Regions from separate parts of the Homo sapiens genome. Here region 2 is linked to region 1. The links are chromatin loops, found by intact Hi-C in ENCODE. Cell type or tissue: B cell. All regions are shown on one strand. Links, peaks and the distances in the headings refer to the core of each region. The heading gives the core; the rest is flanking DNA. Region 1 holds the start of ARPP19 (cAMP regulated phosphoprotein 19). Region 2 overlaps GNB5 (G protein subunit beta 5).

Region 1 (16,516 bases), core at 6,796-9,295:
TTCCAAAAAGAATCACAGAAAGATTAAATCATAAACTAATCAAGCTTTGGGTTAAATAGGTTAGGATGTAAGGGATAAAGGACAGGAATGACTATTACTAAACAAAGAAAATTGGTATATACATACACATATACTGATAACAAGTCAATATTGTAATTTTAATATCTTTATCATGTGGAGTTAAAAAAGAAAAGAATACTATAACAGTACCATATTTTTAGTTTAAGTGTTCTATGGTCCTGTATAATTTAGAAAAGGGTTTATAATCTTAATTTTTACATCTTGTTTAGTTAAGAATGCATGAAAAATTTCAAGGGGAACCAATTAAATAGCAGAAATAAAAAGGAGTGTTGGGGAGAGCAAGAAAGGAAGAAAAATAAAAAAAATTTTAAATACCAAAAAGAAACCAAACATAAGGAGAAACAAATCCCAATATGTTAATAACCACAATAACCATACTGAAGCAACAGACTGTCCATTTAAATCCAGTGGCTGGATTAAGGAAAAAAAAAAAACCTAGCCACTTGTGGAGTACACATTTAAAAAAATCTAAAAACAAGGACATAGGTTGAAAGTAAAAAGACTGAGGGTGGGTGGTGGTGGTAACATACCAGGCAAAAAATCCTTACCAAAACAGAGCTAGTGCAGTGCACCTACTTTTTTTTTTTTTTTTTTTTTTATTAAGATACATGGTCTTCCTATGTTGCCCAGGCTGGTCTAGAACTCCTGGCCTCAAGCAATCCTCCTGCCTTGGCCTCCCAAAGTGCTGGGACTGCAGGCGTGAGCCACTGTGCCACTAATAAAATGGCATGAAAATATACAAAGCAAAAACTGACAGAACTATAGGGAGCAACTGACAAGTCCACTACTATGGAATTCAACACAGCTTCCTCAATTATTGATAGCTATAAAAGATAAAGTAGTTAAGATACTTGATTTTAATTTTACATCTAACAATTAGGGAATGCATAGTCTTCCACAGCACAAATGGAAAAACTGACTAATACTAGGCCATAAAGCAAATCTTAACTATTTTCTTCCAGACCACCATCTATGACTGCAATTCATTAAAGTCAGTAACAACAAAAAAATTATAAATCTCTAATATTTAGAAATTAAAAACATACTTCTAAATAATTCCTGGTTAAAAAAGAAAGCACGAGTATTTAAAAAAAATAGGAGTTCTAGACCTACCCGGGCAACACAGTAAGACCTTGGCCTTTACAAAAAAAATTTAAAAATTAGATAGGTGTCGTGGTAGATGCTTATATGCCTATAGTCCTGGCTGCTTGGGAGGCTGAGGTGGGAGGGTCACTTAAGCCTACCCTGGGAGACAGAGTGAGACCCTGTTTCTTTAAAAACAAACAAACAAAACCCTACACATACCAAAACTTGTCAGGTATAGCAAGTATCTCTCAAGGGCTTATATCAGAGAAGAAAGCTAAATCTCAATGAGCGATGCATCCAATTTAAGAAGTTAGACAAAGAAAGGAGCCCAAAGAAAATGGAGAAATAAAAAGCAGAAATTAATGAAAAAGATACAATAGAAAGGGCCAACAAAGGGGGTGGATATGGCAAGCTTAAGAAGTTTTTTTTTTTTTTTTTTTTGAGACAGAGTCTCACTCTGTCGCCCAGGCTGGAGTGTGGTGGCACGATCTCGGCTCACTGCAACCTCCACCCCTCCCCACGCTGGGTTCAAGTGATTCTCCTGCCTCAGCCTCCCGAGTAGCTGGGATTACAGGTGCCCATCACCGCACCTGGCTGATTTTTGTATTTTTAGTACAGACAGGGTTTCACCATCTTGCCCACGCTGGTCTTGAACTCCTGACCTCGTGATCCATCTGCCTCTGCCTCCCAAAGTGCTGGGATTACAGGTGTGAGCCACCGTGAAGAAGTATTTTTTATGATTCAAATCTGGTTTTGAAGTTTCATTCTCCAAGAAGCCTTTGTGTTACACAGCAATTTTACTACATTTTAAAAATAGATGCTGTAATGTAAATGGATTTACTTAGGTAAGTAGCTTCTAAATTGATAATAGGGTCCGCAGAAGGCAGAATTCTGAACTTTTGGCTATTGGCTACAAGCTGGGAAAGGAACCCCAGGATATGGTAACACAGATACATGTTTACACACAGATACATGTATACGATGTATGTATCCAAAAAACAAAAACAAAAATCTTAAGAACAGTATTTTTAATAATAGTTATTGTCTCGGCATGTGCATTTTTGTGAATTGTACCACTGAAATACATCAGAAATCCTTTCTGTGAATAGGTGGGGTATAAGTTATAAATATATACACGTAAAAAGGACACTCAAATAACTAAGGATTATTTTGTAGTCTATTATACACTGAGCAGAATTATGTCTCAATGACTGATACCACTTTTCAGCCTTCGGCAGAGGAGGGTTATACAGCAACGTCAGCAATAAAAATCTGACCACTCTAAGCAAATTCTCCTCTATCTGCTCAGCAACATGTTGACTGATGCACTGATTGACGAATAACTAGAAAGGATTAATGAAAGCCAACAAATCCTTTGGGATACTGCCAGGAAGGTACCAATACTGTATCAAGCTCTATGGAAAATTACTGTTGTCATTCTATTAAGTCTTTGTTTGCCTAGTGCCTAGCATTTAATGAATGTTCAATAAAAGTTCATTCATCTGAATGAAAAAATACAATGTACTTGTTTCCATAAAGCTATAAAGCTAAGAAACTTTCTTCACACTTGAGGATTTCACCATCAGCTCATCTTTAATATTTTATGTTATAGTAAACACAGCTTCTGGATTAGAAGTTAAGTATTCAAGTCTTGCACAAACAAAAGAAGCAACCCTAACAAACTGTTGTATCGCAAACTGCTAAGACGGCTAAGAGAAACATTTAAAAACTTTTCTGAGGTTTACCTCTAGGCTGTTAGGAATCGATGGTTGCAGAGACCAAGGGAGCATGTTGTGTTCACTCTGAATAGAAATAGAAAACATGGATGAGGCGGTTGCTCACACCTGCAGTCCCAGCTACTTGGAGGCTGAGGTGGGAGGCTAGGTGAACCCAGGAGTTCAAGGCGGCAATATGCTATCATTGTGCCATTGCACCCCAGCCTGGGCGACAGAGTAAGACCCTGTCTCAAACATAACAAAAACATTCTTCAGCCTTTAGGTAACCAAAAGTAGTTGTCAAAAGAGCTCCTGAAAATACCAATATGAACTCCTATTTTTAAAATACTGGAAGCATGGGAAAACAATTTATATCTCTTTATGGTTGATATATTAAAATAATGCAGATAAAGGTTCTTTTCCTCTTCTACCACTCATAAAGGCACCAACCTGTATCTCTTACCTGACAAATAATTTCATTGACAGCTTTCCTGTGGGTATCCTTTCCAAGACATATTAGTTTGGTGAGTCTTATAACCTCTAGAAAACTTGCTATTGAGATCTTAAAAAAAAAATTAAGGCCACAACACAAACGAAAAAATATATACACACATCACTGTAGTTTCGTTCAAGAGTTCTTAAGTGGGTCTAAGCTAAGGTTTTCATCTTACCATGGTCTATTCTTCTCTGTGGTACTAGCATTGTCATTTGTTTTGAAATAGTACTTTGGCAAAGGTTTTAACAGAAAAGTTCTGAGGAAAATCCATTCAACCATTTTGTAAATAATGTCAAGCACAATGTTGAGTGCTGTGAGAGAACAGATATATAAACCAGGGTCCCTGAGCATAAGCTGCTCACAGTGCAATTAAAATTACCATCTTTTTTTTTTTTTTTTTTGAGACAGGGTCTCCCTCAGTCACCCAGTGGCGCCATCAAAGCTCACTGTGGTGCCATCAAAGGTCCCTGTGGTTTTGACCTCCTGGAGGTCAAGTGATCCTCCCCTCAGCCTCTGGAGTAGGTGGGACTACAGGTGTAGATTTATTATTTTAGAGACGGGGTTTTGCTATGTTGCCCAGGCCGGTCTCAAACTCCTGGCCTCAAGCGATCTTCCCACCTTGGCTTCCCAAAGTGCTGGGATTACAGGCAAGAGCCACCCTGTAGGGCCAGAATTATCTGTTTTAAGTTTCCACTTGCCTCTTCTCCCCTCCAGGACTAGTACACATGCCTTAGCTTACTGCTGATAGATTCATGAGATCTGTACTCAAAACTTTTAAATGTTTTGTTTTCACTTCAGTGGTTATCTCAAAGGCAAATATAAGCATATTCTGGGGAATCTGAATCACCACGTTGCATCTAAGTAGTGCTATGTGGGTTCTGCATCTGAGCTTTCTTTGACAAAGACTCAGCAGGTTACTCCAACTGTCCAAGAAAATGAGAAAAGAATGGAGCTGAACTTAAAATGTGATTGTATCTATGACTCTGGAAACTTAGTGACCTCATAGTTTACTCTTAAAAGGGGAACTGAGCCACCACATGGCCTAGGGGAGTGTTTACTTGACAAACTCAAAAACTCCCTCAACTTTTAACAATTGCTGCCATATTCCAAATACATTGGAAATTTAGTTTCAGCAAAATACCAAGCACACAATCAAAAATTTAGACTGGCTTTGTTGTATTTAATCTGTTTTAGTTTAAATTTTATTTTATTTTTTTGAGATGCAGTCTCACTCTGTTGCCCAGGCTAGAGTGCAGTGGCACGATCTCGGCTAACTGCACCCTCCGCCTCCCAGGTTCAAGCAATTCTCCTGCCTCAGCCTCCTGAGTAGCTGGAACTACAGGTGCGTGCCACCACACCCGGATAATTTTTGTATTTTTTAGTAGAGAGGGGGTTTCCCCATATTGGCCAGGCTGGTATCGAACTCCTGACCTCATGATCCGCCAGCCTCGGCCTCCCAAAGCGCTGGGATTACAGGTGTGAGCCACCGTGCCCGGCCAAATTTTATTTTATTTATTTTCTGACACAGAATCTTGTTCTGTTGCCCAGGCAGGAGTACAGTGGTATGATCTCAGCTCACTGCAACCTCTGCCTCCTGGGTTCAAGCAATTCTTATGCCTCAGTCTCCCGAGTAGCTGGGATTATAGGTGTGGGCCACCATGCCTGGCTAGTTTTTGTACTTTTAGTAAAGACAGGGTTTCACCGTGTTGGCCAGGCTGGTCTTCAACTCCTGGCTTCAAGTGATCCACTCGCCATGACCTCCCAAAGTGCTGGGATTACAGCTGTGAGCCACAGCACAGGCCTTTTAAATTTTTAAAAAATATTTTAAAAGTAGCTCACTGTAGCCTCGAACTCCTGGTCTCAAGTGATCCTCCCACCTCAGCCTCCCAAGTAGCTGGGACTACAGGCCTACAGACATGCCACCACACCTGGCTAATTTTTATTTTATTTTATTTTATTTTGTAGAGACAGAATCTTACTATGTTGACCAGGCTGGTCTCAAACTCCTGGCCTCAAGCAATCCTCCTGCCTCAGCCTCCCAAAGTGCCAGAATTATAGGCAAGAGCCACCACGCCTGGCTGTTTTAGTCTTAGAGTGGTATACAAGTTAAGAGATAAGAGTTTATACTTATTTTTTATGTTTGTACATATTGTTTCCTAATACAAGACAGGAATCTATCTGGTTTTCTTCTCTTACCAAGGGTGCACACACCACTCAAGATAGAGAAAGTGACTTAGCTTTTACTCCATGCAAGGCCCAGCTATCTACCTTAATTCTTTAGCGGCAACAGGCAACCTACCAGTAAACTATAAAGGTATTTTTAGCTGAATACTTTGGCTTTAAGTGGAAGGTCAATTGGGTACACAGACAATAACTTAATTTTTTAGGTCATCGAACTGATCTTCCAAATAGAAGAAACAGGTGATTTGGCCCACAGGAACACAGAAGTGACTGTGCACATTTTCTTCATGGTTAGGGACACCATCCACGCCACAGGCACTTAGCATTTACAGCCAATCCTCAATTTAAGAAGGAACATTATATTCCTAACACACTTTGGTTGATTTTAATGACAGCAGCTAAAACCAAAGCACCTTAAATGTTTAATGTAGACAATCAATAAGAGAAAACGTTCAAGCTATCCTTAATATTGTTAAAAGATACATTAGGCTTTTCCAAGTAAAAGTATTTACACTCTAGAAGTCAATACTGCATACTTTGGCAACATACTAACAGAACTTATCAAAGAAAATTACATAGCACACTACTGTGCACCAGAAGTTAATGCTAAGTTTGATGTAAGTGTTTAAGGCAAACCACCACAGACAGGGACTTGTTATTTTTGGGGGCTCCTAAATTTCAAGCAATAATGAACACAATACGCATTTTACAATAAGCAGGTGATACTTAATAATACTGTTAAGATTGCAAACTTTAATATTTGTATTTTTGCCCCCAAAATCCATTTTTTTGGTAATGCGTAAATATATCTATTTTCACGGGATATTCTCAAATAATGTGGTAACTTGGACTTTTACCTATGCTATATGTTTTCTTGTTTTTCAATTACTTTAACATCCTAACAGAAGCACCCAACTTAAGAAAAGTTAACACGGTTTTAAGAACATATGGAATGGGCTTAGAACACTAATCCAATTCCCAACTTAATTAGGACATAAGTGCAACATTAAGCAGAAACCCGCACGAAGGTCAAGCAGTAGACCAAAATCGTATTTAACGGCAACACAACCTGATTTGTAAGAAAAATTGTTGATAAACAATTTAGGAGACAAGATACCTCGGCCCTTTCTCACTTCTCGGCCAGTCACACCTGCCTAGGAGGGCAGGGCGGTGGAAATAATTACAGTGGGAGAGACAAACACCAGCCTAGATAAATACAAAGGCTTGATATTCATAATTTGAACCACAGTGACACTCCCGGCCTATTCCCCTACATCAGGAAGACACAAGGGCGTTTACAAAATATTCCTGTTTCCAATAAAACCCTGATTAATTTCGTGAGTAAAATTTTAAAATTCCACCCTTTCGATTTTTAGTCAAGTACCATATTTGAGTCCCATCGACTGAAACCTTTTTGAGCACAGACTGCGCTGCACACTACACCTGACTCACCTCCTCTAGGCCTCACCCCGCCGTGGGAGGCAAGCACCAGTATTCGGCCTTTACAGGTGAAGACACTGAAGGCCGGACTTTACTCACTGACCATGGTTACAAGGGTTGGCCCTGAAATGCCAATCCTGGCCCACATCGCGGCCCGCACACGAGGCACTGCTTTTGGAGTGAACCGCACGCTCACAATACAAGTAGTTGGAGAGTTCTTCAAAGGAAAAAATAAAACTTCCTAACCAAATTGAGGCTTACAGAAAAACTTAGGCTCTACGCCCAAAGCCTGCGTCCTGGGCTCTCGCGTAAATATAAGTGACTGAGGAACACCGCGACCCACGGAGGTGTTACAAAAGGCACGATTCGGAGTAAACGCGGGGCACGTTGGAACTCCCAATTCGTCGGCGCACCAGCCAGCGACGGCGGGAAGCCAAAGGTGGGGCGCAGGAGCCTCGGCCTCATGCGCCTCGGCCCCGCATCTCGGGCGCGGCCCTCCGCCTGGCGGGAGCAGGCCGCCCGCCAGACCCGGCCTTGGGCAGGGCCCAGGGCTCACGCCCCGCGCGCTCACCTTCTGCTCCTCCGCGGAGGCTGCCTCGGGGACTTCCGCAGACATAGTGCTCCCTCTGCAGACGAGACGCCGGGAAAAGATGCAATTAGCGGGTGGCCGAGGCCACCCGGCCGCCGCCCGTCCCAGCTCTCCCAGGGCCCGCCGGGCCGCCTCCGCCCGCGAAAATGGCCGCCGCCTTATGACGACACGGAGCCGCGAAACGCTCCGCTGGCCAAGGCCCTCGCACGCCGGAGCCCGCCTGCCCCTCCCGCACCGCACCCCTACCTACTTGACCCCGCTTCTCCCGCTCGCTGTCGTCCAAACACTTCCTTTTTTCCTTCAAAGGTCGCCGCTCCTGCCTCACCTCACATCCGTTTGTGGCTGCCGAGTGCTTCCTGGGAATTGTAGTTTCTAAGTGGAACCGCCCCTCCCCGCCCTTTCCTGTCCACTCTGGTCCCCTCGTTCTAGGAGCTTTATTTTACTCTTTCCACTTACCCATCCTCGCCTAGTTCTGTTCTCCTCGCTCTCCGCTCTGTAGCCACACAGGCTGTCTTTTGGGCACGCCAAAAGTCTTGCTCCACTCTGCCACGCCTTCACATCTCCAGTCCTACGTCTCTGCCTCAGAACCTTTCCTTCCTAAACCTCTACACTAGGCCAGAGCCACCTCTTAAAGGCTGTCACAGCCCTGTACAGTTCCTCAACAACATGAACTGTATCATTACACAATTGTCGTGACTTTAGGTCACCTTTCCTTCTCAGATAAGCCGCACCAGGGCAGGGATCTCGTCTGTAATTACTTATATTTTACTCTGAGGGTCCAGCACTTCCTAGATATCTAACGAAGGAATTCAGATTCATTTGTCCACTCCCAGGGGGTCCACTCCCACAAGCTTACCGAAACTGCTAGCATTGAGCTCCCCCAATGACCTTTTTATTTGCCAAGTCCTGCGGCTTCTTACTGAATCCTCATTCTACTTGATATCTGAATAGTTACTCGCAATGTTTGTTGGTTCCAACAAAGTGTCCCTCAGAAACTTGGAAATAAGATTGCCCTCTAAAAGTTAAACTAGTAAAAAGCCACAGAAAATGAATGCATTTCTGGGGGCAGGGGAACAATTGAAAGACCCTAAATGCCTGGATAAGGAATTTGGAAACCATCGAAACTCAACCAGGATGTAGAATCTCAGACAGGAAGAATTGCACTGGAATTGCAACTAGAAAAACAAAAAGAGTTAATATTGCACTCCTTTTGGAGAAACGAAGGAAGGCATTTGTCAGCCAAGGAAGTATTGAAAATAAAAGGGTTCAACAGGCCAACTGTTTGACAAAGATATCCCTTAAGAATGTCTCACGCTGGGCTAGCTGAGAAACTGTAAGATCCACGACATATTTGTTCTCCTTCTATACTCACAAAGTAACATACTGAAAATTTGCCTTTCCCTTAAGCAGAACTGCAGAGAGAAAGAAGAGTGCAGTAGTTAGGCCACTGAAGCATTTAACAGTTGTATTTTTATTAATAAATTGACTGACGTTCTAGTATATGTCCTATATCAATGTATTTGTGAACTTGAGTTAAAATCTGATAGACATACACTTAATGATGAAACTCAGCCTCAAGAAAATTGGCTGTGGCTGGGCACAGTGGCTCACTCGTAATCCCAGCACTTTGGGAGGCCAAGGCGGGCAAATCGCTCGAGCTCAGGAGTTCAAGACCAGCCTGGCCAACATGGCAAATCTCTGTCTCTACAAAAAGAAAAAAAACTTTTTTTTCTTTTTCTTTTTGAGACAGAGTCTCAACTCTGTCACCCAGGCTGGAGTGCAATGGCACAATCTCGGCTCACTGCAACCTCCACTTCCTGGGTTCAAGCAATTCTCCTGCCTCTGCCTCCCAAGTAGCTGGGATTACAGTTGCCCACCACCACACCCTGATAATTTTTTGTATTTTTAGTAGAGACAGGGTTTTGCCGTGTTGTCCAGGCTGGTCTCGAACTCCCGGCCTCAAGTGATCCACCCGCCTCGGCCTCCCAAAGTGCTGGGATTATAGGAGCGAGCCACCACATCTGGCCTTTTTTTTAAAATTGGCTATGTGACCTTGGATAAAAAGAATCTGTTTCTGATAGTGACACTCGCAGAAGGGGAAGTTTGAATTTCTGGGGGCAGACTTTGGTCAAATGGAGAATTCACCATGGGCAATGCTCCACAATGAGGACCTGTCTGGAAAGCCATTCTTTCCCAACTAACACCACTCTGCATCATTATGAACCTTAATGTGTAAAACTGCACACTGGTCCCCAGCACCCTGTTTGTCAAAACTTCCTTCTCTTGATCTCCAGGATACTATTGTCTCATGGATTTCCTCCTACTTAACCTCCCTGTTGAATCTTAACCTGCCTCTTAATGGGAGGATTCTAACAGTTCTGTCCTTGGATCTCCTTCTCTTCTATGTTTACACAGCCTCCAGGAAATAACTTCCACCTTCATAGTTTTTTTTCTTTTTTGAAACAAAGTGTCACTCTGCCACCCAGGCTGGGGTGCAGTGGCACCATCTCAGCTCACTGCAATCTGCCTTCTAGGTTCAAGTGATTCTCCTGCCTCAGCTTCCCAAGTAGCTGGGACCACAGGCACATGCCACCATGCCCGGCTAATTTTTGTATTTTTAATAATTGTAGGCCTGGCACGGTGGCTCACACCTGTAATCCCAGCACTTTGGGAGGCCGAGGCGGGTGGATCACTTGAGGTCAGGAGTTCGAGACCAGCCTGGCCAACGTGGTAAAACCATCTCTACTAAAAATACAAAAATCAGCTGGGCATGGTGGTGGGCACCTGTAATCCCAGCTACTTGGGAGGCTGAGGCAGGAGAATTGCTCAAACCTAGGAGATGGAGGTTGTAGTGAGCTGAGATCATATCACTGCACTCCAGCCTGGGCAACAAGAGCAAAACTGTTTCAAATAATAATAATAATAATTTGTAAAGACGGGGTGTTGCTATGTTGGCCAGGCTGGTCTCAAACTCCTGGCCTCAAGTGCTCGGCCTGCCTCGGCCTCCCAAAGTGCTAGGATTACAGACTTGAGCCACTGCGCCCGGTGGACATTCATAGTCTAAACTGCCATCTAGGGATACCTTGTTTTTTGGGGCTTCATTTTATTGTACTTCTAGATACTGCATTTTTCACAAATTGAAGGTTTGTGGCAATCCTGCATCCAGCCTCTATAGGCGCCATTTCTCCAACACCATGTGCTTACTTTGTGATCGTGTGTAACATTTGGGTAATTCTTGCAATATTTCAAACGTTTTCATTATTATTATATCTATTATAGTGATCTGTAATCAGTTATCTTTGACATTACTATTGTAATTTTGGGGGAGTACCACAAACCACTCCCACATAAGACAGTGAACTTAACCAATAAATGTGTATGCTCTGACTGCTGTACCAACCAGCATTCCCCTGTCTCTCTCTCCTTGGGCTTCCCTATACCCTGAGACACAACGATATTGAAATTAGGCCAAATTATAACCCTACAATGGCCTCTAAGTGTTCAAGTGAAAGGAAGAGTTGCATATCTCTTCCTTTAAATCAAAAGCTAGAAATGGCCAGGTGCGGTGGCTCATGCCTGTAATCCCAGCATTTTGAGAGGCTGGGGCTGGTGGATTGCTTGAGCCCAGGAGTTTGAAACCAGCCTTGGCAATATGGTAAACTTCGTCTCTACCAAAAATACAAAAATTAGCCAGTCTCATAACCCGGTCTCTAAATAAACAAATAAATAGATTAAACATTTTTAAAAAGCTGGAAATGATTAAGCTTCGTGAGGAAGGCATGTCAAAAGCTGAGACAGCCAAAAACTAGGCCTTTTGTGACGAAGAGTTAGCCAAGTTATGAATGCAAAGGAAAGTTATTGAAGGAAATTAAAAGTGCTACTCCTGTGAACACATGAATGATATGAAAACGAGACAGTCTTATCGCTGATATGGTCCAAGTTTTAGTGATCTGTATAGGAGAGCAAACCAGCCACAACACTCCTTTAAGCCAAAGCCTAATCCAGAACAAGGGCTTAGCTGTCTTCAATTCTGTGAAGTCTCAGAGAGGTGAGGAAGCTAAAGAAGAAAAGTTTGAAGCTAGCAGAGGTGAGTTCATGAAGTTTAAAGAAAGAAGCCATCTTCATAACATAAAAGTATAAGGCAAAGTAGAAAGTGCTGATGGAGAAGCTGCAGCAAGTTATCCAGAAGATCTAGCTAAGCTAATTGACTAAGGGGGCTACAATGAGCAACAGATTTTCAATGTGGACAAAACGACCTTCTGTTGGAAAATGTCATCCAGGAGTTTCATACTAGAGGAAGTCAATGCCCGGCTTCGAAGCTTCAAAAGACAGGCTGACTCTCTTCTTAGGGGCTATTGTGGCTGGTGTCTTTAAGCTGAAGCCAATGCTCATTTACTATTCTGAAAATCCTAGGGTTCTAAATCTGCTCTACCTGTACTCTGCAAATGGAACTACAAAGCCTGGATGACAGCACATCTGTTTACAACATGGTTTAGTTAATATTTTAAGCTCACTATTGAGACCTACTGCTCAGAAAAAAAAAATCCTTTCAAAATATTGTAGCTCATTGACAATGCACTTGGTCTCCTAAGAGCCCTGATGGAGGTGTACAAGGAGATTAATGTTGTTTTCATGCTTTCTAACGCAACATCCATCTTGTAGTCCATAGATCAAGGAATAATTTCAACTTTCAAGTCTTTTTTTTTTTTTGAGTTGGAGTCTTGCTCTGTTGCCCAGGCTAGAGTGCAGTGGGTGCAATCTCAGCTCACTGCAGCCTCTGCCTCTCGGGTTCCAGCGATTCTCCTGCCTCAGCCTGTTGGGTAGCTGGGATTTACAGGCACACACCACCACAGCTGGCTAATTTTTTTATTTTTAGTAGAGATGGGGTTTTGCCATGTTGGCCGGGCTGGTTTCGAACTCCTGACTTCAGGTGATCCGCCTATCTTGACCTCCCAGAGTGCTTCAAGTCTTAATGGGAAATACATTTTGTAAAGCTATAGCTGTCATATACAGTGATTTGTCTTATAGATGTGGGAAAACTAAATTGAAAACCTTCTGGAAAGGATTCACCATTCTAGATGCTATTAAGAACATTTGTGATTCAAGGGAGAAGGTCATTGTATTAACATTAACAGAAGTTTGGAAGAAGTTAATTCCAACCCTCATGGATGACTTTGAGGGATTCAAGACTTCAGTGGAGGAAATAACTGCAGATGTGACAAGAAGAGCAAGAGAACTACAAGTGGAGTCTGACAATGTGACTGAATTACTGCAATATCATGATAAAATTTGAATGGATGAAGAGTTGCTTCTTATGGATGAGCAAAGTAACTGGTTTCTTGAGATGGAATTTACTCCTGATGAAGATGCTGTGAATGTTGTTGAAATGACAACAGAAACTTCATTTGTATTCATTACCAACCTCTCTTCATCCTCCTCTCCCCTCTTCCTTCGCAGCTTCTGGTAATCACCATTCCTCTCTCTATCTCCATGAGATCCACTTTTTTTAGCTCCCATATGAGTGAGAACATGCTACATTTGACTTCCTCTGACTTTTATTTCACTGAACATAATGACCCCAAATTCCATCCAGTTGCTGCAAATGACAGAATTTCATTCTTTTTTATGGCTGAATAATATTCCATTATGTATGTATACTACATTTTCTATACCTATTCATCCATTGATGGACACCTAGGTTGACTCCATATCTTGGCTATTGTGAATAGTGCTTCAGTAAACATGGGAATGCAGATATCTCTTTGACACACTGATTTCCTTTCTTTCTTTTTTTTTGAGAGAGAGTCTCACTCTGCCAACCCAGGCTGGAATGCAGTGGCTCACTGCAACCTCTGCCTCCTGGGTTCAAGCGATTCTCGTGCCTCAGCCTCCCGAGTAGCTGGGATTACAGGATGCATCACCACACCTGGCTAATTTTTAGACAGGGTTTCACCATGTTGGCCAGGCTGGTCTCCAACTCCTGATGACCTCAAGTGATCCATCTACCTTGTCCTCCCAAAGTGCCAAGATTACAGGCATGAGTCACTGCACCTGGCCAAGGATCTGAATTCTTTTCTTTTTTTTAATTAACATTTTTTTTTTGAGACAGAGTCTCACTTGGTTGTCCAGGCTGGAGTGTAGTGGTGTGATCTTGGCTCACTACAACCTCTGCCTCCCAGGTTCAAACAGTCCTCCTCAGCCTCCCAAGTAGCTGGGATTACAAGTGTGTGCCACCACGCATAGATAATTTTTGTAGTTTTTTGTAGAGAGAGTCTCACTGTGGTGTCCAGGCTGGTTTTGAACTCTGAGCTCAAGTGATCTGCCCACCTCGGCCTCCCAAAGTGCTGGGATTACAGGCCTGAGCCACTGTACACAGCCATATGTCTTCTTTTGAGAAATGTCTAGTCAGGTCTTTTGTGCATTTTAAAATTGGATTATTTGGGTTTTTTTTTTTTGCTATTGTTTGGGTTGCTTATATATTCAATCTCTTGTTTGATGGAAGTTTGCAAATGTTCTTTGTAGCTTCTCTTCTCTTCACTTGTTTACTCTGCTATGCAGAAGATTTTTAGCTTGATGTAATCCCACTTGTCTATTTTTGCTTTTGTTGCCTGTGCTTTTTTTTTTTTTTTTTTCTTTTTGAGATGGAGCCTTGCTCTGTCACCCAGGCTGGAGTGCAATGGTGCGATCTCGGCTCACTGCTATCTCCGCCTCCCGAGTTCAAGCAATTCTCCTGCCTCAGCCTCCCGGGTAGCTGGGATTACAGGCAGGCACCACCACACCTGGCTCATTTTTGTGTTTTCAGTAGAGATGGGGTTTCACCATGTTGGTCAGATTGGTCTTGAACCCCTGACCTCAGGTAATCCACCCACCTTGGCCTCCCAAAGTGCTGGGATTATAGGCGTGAACCATCGCGCCCGGCCTGTTGCCTGTGCAACACCTGTTGAGGTGTTACCTAAAAAGTCTTTGCCCGGACCAATGTCCTGGAGCATTTACTCAGTGTATTTTTTTAGTAGTTTCAGGTCTTACATTTAAATCTCTAATCCATTTTGACTTGATTTTTGTATATGGTGAAAGATAAGGATCTAATTTCATTCTTCTGCATATGGATATCATTTTCCCAGAACTGTTTACCAGAGAAACTGTCCTTTCTGCAGTGTATGTTCTGGGCACCTTTGTCAAAAATGGGTTGGCTGTATATTTGTTTCTGGGTTCTTTATTCTGTTCCTTTGGTCTATGTGTCTGTTTTTGTGCCAGTACTATTCTGTTTTGGTTACTATAGTTTTGTAGTACAATTTGTGTAGTATAGAAATTTTAACAATATTAACTGTTCCAATCCATGAGCAAGGGATAGCTTTACATTTTTGTGTGTGTTCTCTTCAATTTCTTTCATCAGTGTTTTATAAATTTCCTCATAGAGGTCTTTCACTTCTTCACTTAAATTTATTCCTAGGTATTTTACTTTTTTTGTAGCTATTGTAAATGTAATTGCTTTCGTTTTCAGATTGATTGCTACAATAAAATATTTTAAAATATTACATAAACTTAGCTCATAAAGCAGTGGAAAGATTTGAGAGGACTGACTCCAGTTTTGAAACCAGTTCTATTGTGGGTATGTAAAATGCTATCAAACAGCATTGCATGCTACAGAGAAATCTTGCGTGAAAGGAAGAGTCAATTGATGAGAAACTTCATTGATGTTTTATTTTAAGAAATTCTCACAGCCACTCCAACCTTCAGCAACCACTATCCTGACCAGTCAGCAGCCATCAACATCCAGGCAAGATCCTCCACCAGCAAAAAGATTATGACTCCTTGAGGGTTCAGATGATTGTTAGTATTTTTTAGCAATAGATTATTAATTTTTTTTTTTTAGAGATAAGGTGTCACATTGTCACTCAGGCTGGAGTTCAGAGGTGCCATCATAGCCCACTGTAACCTTGAACTCCCGGGCTCAAGTGACAATAAACTATTTTTTACTTTTATTTATTTTAGAGACAGGGTCTCACTTGTTACTGAGGCTGGAGTGAGCTTGGCTCACTAACCTTGAAATCTTGGCCTCAAGTAATTTACCTGTCTCAGCTTCCCAAAGTGCTTGGATTACAGGTGTGAATCACCATGCCCAGCCCTATAATCTGTTTTTTATTTAGGGTGTCTACATCTTTTTAGACATAATGCTATTACACACTTCTAAGCTATAATATAGTATAAACGTAACTTTTTAAATTATTATTTTGAGGGGAGTTTCGCTCTTGTTGCCCAGGCTGGAGTGCAATGGCATGATCTCAGCTCACTGCAACCTCCACCTGCTGGGTTCAGTTGATTCTCCTGCCTCAGCCTCCCAAGTACCTGGGATTACAGGCATGTGCCACCATGCCTAATTTTTTGTATTTAGTAGAGACGGGGTTTCACCATGTTAGTCAGGCTGGTCTTGAACCCCTAACCTCAGGTGATCCACCTGCTTCAGCCTCCTAAAATGCTGGGATTACAGGGTGCTCGGCCAAATGTAACTTTTATATGCGCTGGAAATAAAAAAAAATGTGTATGACTTACTTCATTGTTGTGGTCTGGAACCAAACCTGCAACATCTCCAAGGTATGTGTGTATTCTAGATTAGTGCTGTCTTATAGCAACTTGTGTGATGGAACTATTCTATATATGTGCTCTCCAATACAGTAGCCACTAGCTACATATGACTATTGAGCATTTGAAATGTAACTAGGGCAACCAAGGAACGGAATTTTTAATTAATTCTATTAGCCATAGGGAATAGAATCATGGAATGACCCTTTAGACAGAGATTCTCACTAAGTTTGGGGCAAGGTCCAAGAAGTGATGTTTAACCAAAGTTCCCCTGGTGATTCTGATGCATACATGCACAAAATAGTTTTTTGATTTGGAACTTGATAGGTGTATAAAAGCTTTAAAAAG
Region 2 (6,486 bases), core at 1,520-4,019, 390 kb before region 1:
GAAGGCAGATCAAAGTTACAGATGCTGCGAGAACATCGCCAAGCAGAATCTTGGGTGCTGTCCCCACCTCTCTGTACCTGCTCCCTCCCAGAGAAGCCAGCCTCCACTTGCTGTCCCGGGCCTTCTCTATCTGAGAAAAGTTGAAGGTACTCGATGTTAATCTGTACATAGTTGTTTTGCAGGTTAGAGTCTGGGATCCTCCGTTTCCTTATCTGGAAAAGCTTCTTCATAGGATCTGCTTCATAGGATTGTTATGAGAATTAAGTAAGATGGTGTGGGCCGGGTGCGGTGGTTCACACCTGTAATCCCAACACTTCGGGAGGCCAAGGTGGGTGTATCACCTGAGGTCAGGAGTTCGAAACCAGCCTGGCCAACATGATGAAACCCTCTCTCTACTAAAAATACAAAAATTAGTCGGGCGTGGTGGTACGTGCCTGTAACCTCAGCTACTCAGGAGGCTGAGGCACGAGAATCGCTTGAACCCTGGAATCAGAGGTTGCAGTGAGCCGAGATCGTGCCACTGCACTCCAGCCTGGGCAACAGAGCAAGACTCAAAAAAAACAAAAACAAAAACAAAAACAAAACAAAAAAAGGTAAGATAGTGTGGGTGAAGACTTTAGCAGACTTCTCCGTACATAGCAGATGCTTATTCACTGCTAGTTCTCTTTTCCGTTCCCATCCGTATAATAATAGGTTTACTTGTCGCTGTTCCTTAGTATTTAGATATTTAGCATAGTACTTGCATATGGTAGGTGCTCAGTTAATGCTAGTTTATTAAATGGATGTATAAAAAATATATAAAATATATAAATCTGTATAAACTATGTTAAAAATATAAACATATAACAAACATGTTTATAAATGAATAAATATATAAATACAATTATTAAGTATAAGATAAGAATATATAAAAGCAAAAATATTACACCTGTTTGAGAGTTTGTAAAGCAAAAGGTTAAGAGCACAGGCTCTATCTAGATCTGACTGCCTGGGGGCAAATCCTGGCTCTGCTCTGTGGCCTGAGGGATTTACTTGTGGTGCCTCAGGCTCCTCATCTGTGAATGGGGGACAACACCTCCTTCAGACTCTGTATGGCATTCGGAGAGAGCAGTGCGTGGCACACAGTATGCATCTGTTATTATTACTGAGGCTGCCTGATACGCTTGAGCAGTTCACATGAGGTAATTTAAATGAGACACTGGGTCATGGGGGATTCTTCTCACAAGGGCCATCTCAGGGGGCCCAGGCAAGGCAGCCTCATCTCATCACCTCCTTAGGCTGGCTCTGTTTGGACCGTTGCAGGATGTGTGTGTGGTTCAAGGTCCTCCTGGCTGTGAAGACCTGAGGCACGTGGTACTTCTCACTGGTGTGTGCCCTCTTCTGGGGGTTCTTTGTGTAAAATAAACCTCGAACAGCCTCCAACCTGGAGAGTCAACTATCTAGAGATGAGGCCATCAGACTTTTAATGGTTAGGCAGTTTTCCAAGTACTTTCTTGTATTTTGGTGTTAACTCCCACTGAGGAAGCTGGATATCAGAAAAGTTGAGGTCAGCTACATTCCACAGTGGTTGAGATAAAGGGTCACTCCTATTCACAAAAAGGGCCCAATGGGGACTGTGTCTACATAATCCCAAACAGTTGGATGAAAGGCCAGCTGTCAGTCACTGGATGTCTCTTCAGCTGAATGATGCTGTCTGAATATTTGGGAACCCCCAAGTAGAGAGTAGAGATTGTATTAAAGTAATTGTGGTTTTTGCCATTGCTTTCAATTGAAAGCAATGAGAATTGTTATGAGAATTAAGTAAGATTGTGTGGGCCGGGCGCAGTGGTTCACACCTGTAATCCCAACACTTTGGGAGGCCAAGGTGAGTGTATCACCTGAGGTCAGGAGTTCAAAACCAGCCTGGCCAACATGGTGAAACCCTCTCTCTACTAAAAATACAAAAATTAGCCAGGCATAGTGGTTTGTGCCTGTAACCTCAGCTACTCAGGAGGCTGAGGCACGAGAATCACTTGAACCCTGGAGTCAGAGGTTGCAGTGAGCCGAGATCGTGCCACTGCTTCAATTGAAAGCAATGGCAAAAACCGCAATTACTTTTGCCCCAACCTAATAGTAGCGCTAGCTGGCAACTATTCCCTAGAAAAGTATCTCCAGGCATGGCCCCTGTGCTAGGGAGAACCTGTGTGCCACAGAGGACTCAAAATCTGGGATTCTTGGGCTTATTCCACCTGCAGAGGAAGTTGTTTAAAAAGCAGAAGAGTTAGATTAATAAATAATGGGGGGGGGGTAAGGCCCCCAGAAAGCAGGTTTATTTTTAAGAACTAAATGTCCTCAGTTCTACAATTTGCAGGGCCAAGTTAGAACGTAGACTGTAGAAATATACTACAGGTAGAAGCCCACTACACCTAGGCTGAAGACATATCCAAATTGCTATGCTGTATCAAAGCCTTTTTATGCCACCCTGGGCTGTTTACTTGCTATTTGCTTTAAGGGAATAATTTTTAATGTAATCATGGTCAGGGGTTACAGTGGAATCAGGAGGATAAAAAGTGCCTTTTCTTTTTCAGTTAGATAAAATGTAAAAGTCATCTTTCCTCTCTTTGGTTGTATTATGGATTTTGTTGTTGTTTTTTTAAATGTGTGGGGATTTCCTACTGGGCTTTTCAGGAGGAGTGCTTTACCACTTTTCACCAAGTGGGGGCTCTGCTCAGCTGCACTATTGAGCGCAGCTTTGCAAATTCTCAGAGATAGGACTAATTCTTAGGGCTTCAGTGATGCTGTGGGCATTTTTGCTGCAAGATCTGAAGCCTGTGCACAGCCACCTCTGGTGAGGACTTGATTTTGTGTACTTTGAAAAATTCCAGGATTTGTATTCCATTCCTAGTCTTTGTTGAAGGCTTAGGCCCAAGGAGTACTTCTGAGCTGAATTTTGCTCACTACTGAGGCCCTGTGAGATTCCATCTTCATTAGAGCTGGACCTACACACCACTGGGACCGGTCCTTGGAAAGATGCTCCTAGACTGTTTATTTGCCAGCTTCTCTTTTAGCTTGATTGCCTGCCAAGCAGACTTGTAGAAGTCAGAAGAAAAAAGTATTAGCCCTAAGAAATAATAGAAGCTAAAACATTCATTGAGTACTTTCCTTGCTGGGTACTATTTAAAATAAGTTATCAAATGAAATCATTTGATCATCATAAAACTCTTATGATGTAGGTGCTATTAGCATTCCTATTTGCAGATGGGAAAAACAGGCTTCAGGAGAGAGGTGAGAACCTCCTTGCACACCAATAACTAGGAACATCAATAGGATTTGGACCCAGGCAGTCAGACACCAGAGTCCACACCCTGAACCTCTGTACTATACTGCCTCACCAAGCCCAGGCATACTGAAAAGTGTGTGTTATATAAGCTGATTCTATGGCATCTCATCTGTCACAGGACCCTCGCTTGACTGTTTTAAGACAGATAACTGAATTTTTTTTAAGTGGCACTTACAATTTCTGCACATGTTGAACAGTAGCTGAGTTGTTGAGACTTCTTGAAAACTGGTCTCAGAGCTCGTTGTTTGAAACATTTGTCACATGAGCCAAATACATTAACGAGAAAGGTCTGATCACACATCTTTTACCCAAGATAAAGCTGAAAAAAAGTGAAAAGAAGGGAGGGGGTGTGAGAAAAGCCAATGGTTTTAACTTTCTAAAATCTCTTCTTGCTTGTACCGTGGTAGCTATTCAGACGTCTACATGTGGGATAGAGTATATGCAGTTAATTTATAACCTTTCAACTATTACAACATGCTGGGTCAATACAACTCATTTAATCAGTGAGAAAGCATCAGACAATAGGTTTTCTGAACTTAACACGTTTAACCAGTTTTTTGGCAGCTGGCAGACCTGCGTCAGGCAGGATTGATCCTTGCAGCACAATATCAATTCTGTGGGGTTTCACAATGGAAAACGTTTTTGTAATGGATGCTATAACTTAAAACTTTTAAAAACATTCCTCCCCTCAGGGTGAACTTTTAAAGATAAGGGTCAGCAAATGATGGAGCCTGACCCCAACCAAAGCCAGGGGCCTGAGTAAGTGTGGTGTGGGTTCCGTGCAAGGCAAGCACTCACTTATTAAACATTTGACAGCCAAAGACCCAGGGTCCCTGCCTGTTCACAAGGAAGTCAACAGACAGGCCCAGGCCGCTGCAGGGAGGCAGCACAAGCATCTAGTGGTTACAGGGACAGGCTCTGGCTGCCTGGTCCCGGCCCACCACTGAGGCTAGTTAGCTGACCTCTCTGAAGCTTGGTTTTGCTAATCTGTCAAGTGGAGATCTTAAAATCTACCCTTCTGGGGTTGTCAAGAGAATGATAAGAGTCAGTGCGTAAAGCACTTAGCTCAAGGTCGGTAATACAGGGAGTGTGCCAGCGAGGTCATGCTGCCCTGAGTGGCAGCAATAGCGGGAACAGTGGCTGCCTTGGGAAGGAGGGACATGGGTAGGGGCAGGGTGAGGCTGGGGATGCCAAAGAAAGCATAAGAGGAGCCTATGGCAACGGTTCAGACAAGACGCGAGGAAGTCATGGACTAAAGGTGAGAAAGTAACTTTTATCTGAGGAATGCAAGCCCTTTTAAATTATCAGGCCCAGAGAATCATGAAAATGAGACAGCAATAACGTTCTAGTCCCCACTTTGAGCTGTGTATTCATCTTTTTATTATTATTATTATTATTATTATTATTATTATTATTATTATTTGGGACAGTATCTCTCTGTCTCCCAGGCTGGAGTGCAGTGGCACAATCTTGGCTCACTGCAACCTCGTTCTCCTGGGTTTAAGCGATTTTCCTGCCTCAGCCTCCCAAGTAGTTGGGATTACAGGCATAAGACACCATGCCAGGCTAATTTTTGTATTTTTAGTAGAGGCAGGGTTTCACCATGTTGGCCAGGCTGGTCTCAAACTCCTGACCTCAAGTTATCCACCCACCTCGGCCTCCCGAAGTGCTGGGATTACAGACATGAGCCACCACACCTGGCCTCATCTCTTGAAACTGCTTGCCATTGGCACAAGTAGCTAAAAAATAACCTAATAATGCCACACTGGACACTATAACCCACACCCTGTAGTGTAACAATGTATAACCAGTCGCTAATCAATGTTATTTCTGTAAACTAATGAGAATTCCTAACAACTTTGTATCAGCCCACTCCCGGTCCCTCTTTTTTGCCTTTTTAAAAAAACTGCTTGTAACAAAGGCCAAACAGAGATAATGTCCAAGGTTACTTGGGTCTGGGCCTTCCAGGAATCTGTCCTCACTTTGGCTCAAGTAAACTCCTTAAGTCTTGGTTTGTGCTACAGCCTCTTCCTTTTAGGCCCACAAAGCAATGTAGTGGGATGGACTTGGACCATGCTTAGGAAAGAGAGAAGGAGCTGGATTTGGCATGTGGAGTTGAGGAGAGGGAGATGTGGGTGCTGTGGCCTAGATTTCTTTGGGAGACCGAGGGGTTATGTTGCCATTGCTGGAGATGAGGACAAAGCGGTTAAGGGGGAAGGGAGCAGCCAGTGTGGCCCTGTCAATTTGGTAGGTGTTCTAGAGTGAGCCCCGTCAAGATTCAAAGAAATGAACCCCTGAACATAAAGATAATTGGGGGCGCTGGTCTGAACATTTCAACAGAGTCAAATCTGAGAGGGATGCATTTATGGGGGAGGTGACAGTTGGGGACATTTCTGATGAGGAACGTCTGCCATGTGGAGCCCACCCTGGGGCTGGAGAGATAATGGGGGCTCATGAGTTGGGCTGAGCTCTTACAGCAAAGGGGCAGTCAGCACAGTTCGAGACCTCTGGGCAACAAAGGTGTACAGGGCATCCCTTAGGGACAACAGCTCGCAAGGAAACCAGCTACCAACTGCCACAGAGTGCCCAGCCCTCGCCTCTCCCTGGGAGGGAGGCAGGACATCTGTGTTACAGCTGAGGAAAAGCAGGGGGATTAAACAAGTTCAAGGTCAGCGGCAGAGCTGAGTCTGTAAGTAGCATGAATACACACTTTGGAACCCTATTTCCAAGCTAGCATGGTCAAGCTGCATGGTTTTGTCACAAAAGGTGAGTTAACAAAAAAGGGCCTGCCCTCCAGAGCCTGGCCCATGGTGGGGCTTGGTAACTGTTGCATCCCACTCCCCAGCCCTGTAAAGGCAGCCAGTAACAAGGTTGGGCTGAACACTCCCAGTAATAGCATTAGGACGGTGAGCCACAGGCTGTTAAGCAAGGGAGCAGTGTCATCCACGTGGATTATTCCAGCATTTGTGCTTCCAGAAGTAGGTCAGAGAGAGAGAGAGAAGGGACGGCAGGAAAACAAACTAGGTTAAGAGATTGCTATGTTCTGGAGAAGAGGAAATGAGCTGCGGACAGAGGAGCAGCTATGGGAATGGAAGGCGAGAGGAACCTATGGCACCAAGTGGAGGAGGAATAGAAGGATGGCTGGGAGGCACGGGAGAGAAAGACAA

What was found. Hi-C counts contacts between places; a loop is a spot of excess contacts. Peaks named below come from ENCODE experiments on the same cell type or tissue, not always from the same donor. Only the 100,000 strongest peaks of a DNase experiment are listed, where the experiment ranks them.
Region 2: it touches region 1 in a loop (2.5-fold over the local background); 5 of 110 quality-filtered maps call a loop at or near these places.

The regions. Positions count from the first base shown.
Region 1 is chr15:52,561,278-52,577,793 of GRCh38, forward strand. It overlaps ARPP19 (cAMP regulated phosphoprotein 19), which reads right to left and starts at 7,753. Exons shown (of 3, transcript NM_006628.6): 1 at 7,571-7,753. The coding sequence starts at 7,615. RefSeq lists enhancers at 6,604-7,352, 7,353-8,099, 8,153-8,282 and silencers at 7,453-7,552, 7,623-7,682. In B cell, for the core only: no CTCF peak of the experiment used is centred there; a DNase peak (open chromatin) is centred at 7,814; H3K4me3 peaks cover 1,472 bases; H3K27ac peaks cover 2,355 bases.
Region 2 is chr15:52,181,057-52,187,542 of GRCh38, forward strand. It overlaps GNB5 (G protein subunit beta 5), which reads right to left. Exons shown (of 13, transcript NM_016194.4): 2 at 3,495-3,638. The coding sequence starts at 3,620. CERNA1 (competing endogenous lncRNA 1 for miR-4707-5p and miR-4767) reads left to right here. Exons shown (of 3, transcript NR_102751.1): 2 at 1-146. Among named protein-coding and RNA genes, the nearest start is that of CERNA1, 4.3 kb to the left of the region's middle. RefSeq lists an enhancer at 3,349-3,518. In B cell, for the core only: CTCF peaks have their summits at 2,692 and 2,891; a DNase peak (open chromatin) is centred at 2,695; H3K27ac peaks cover 256 bases.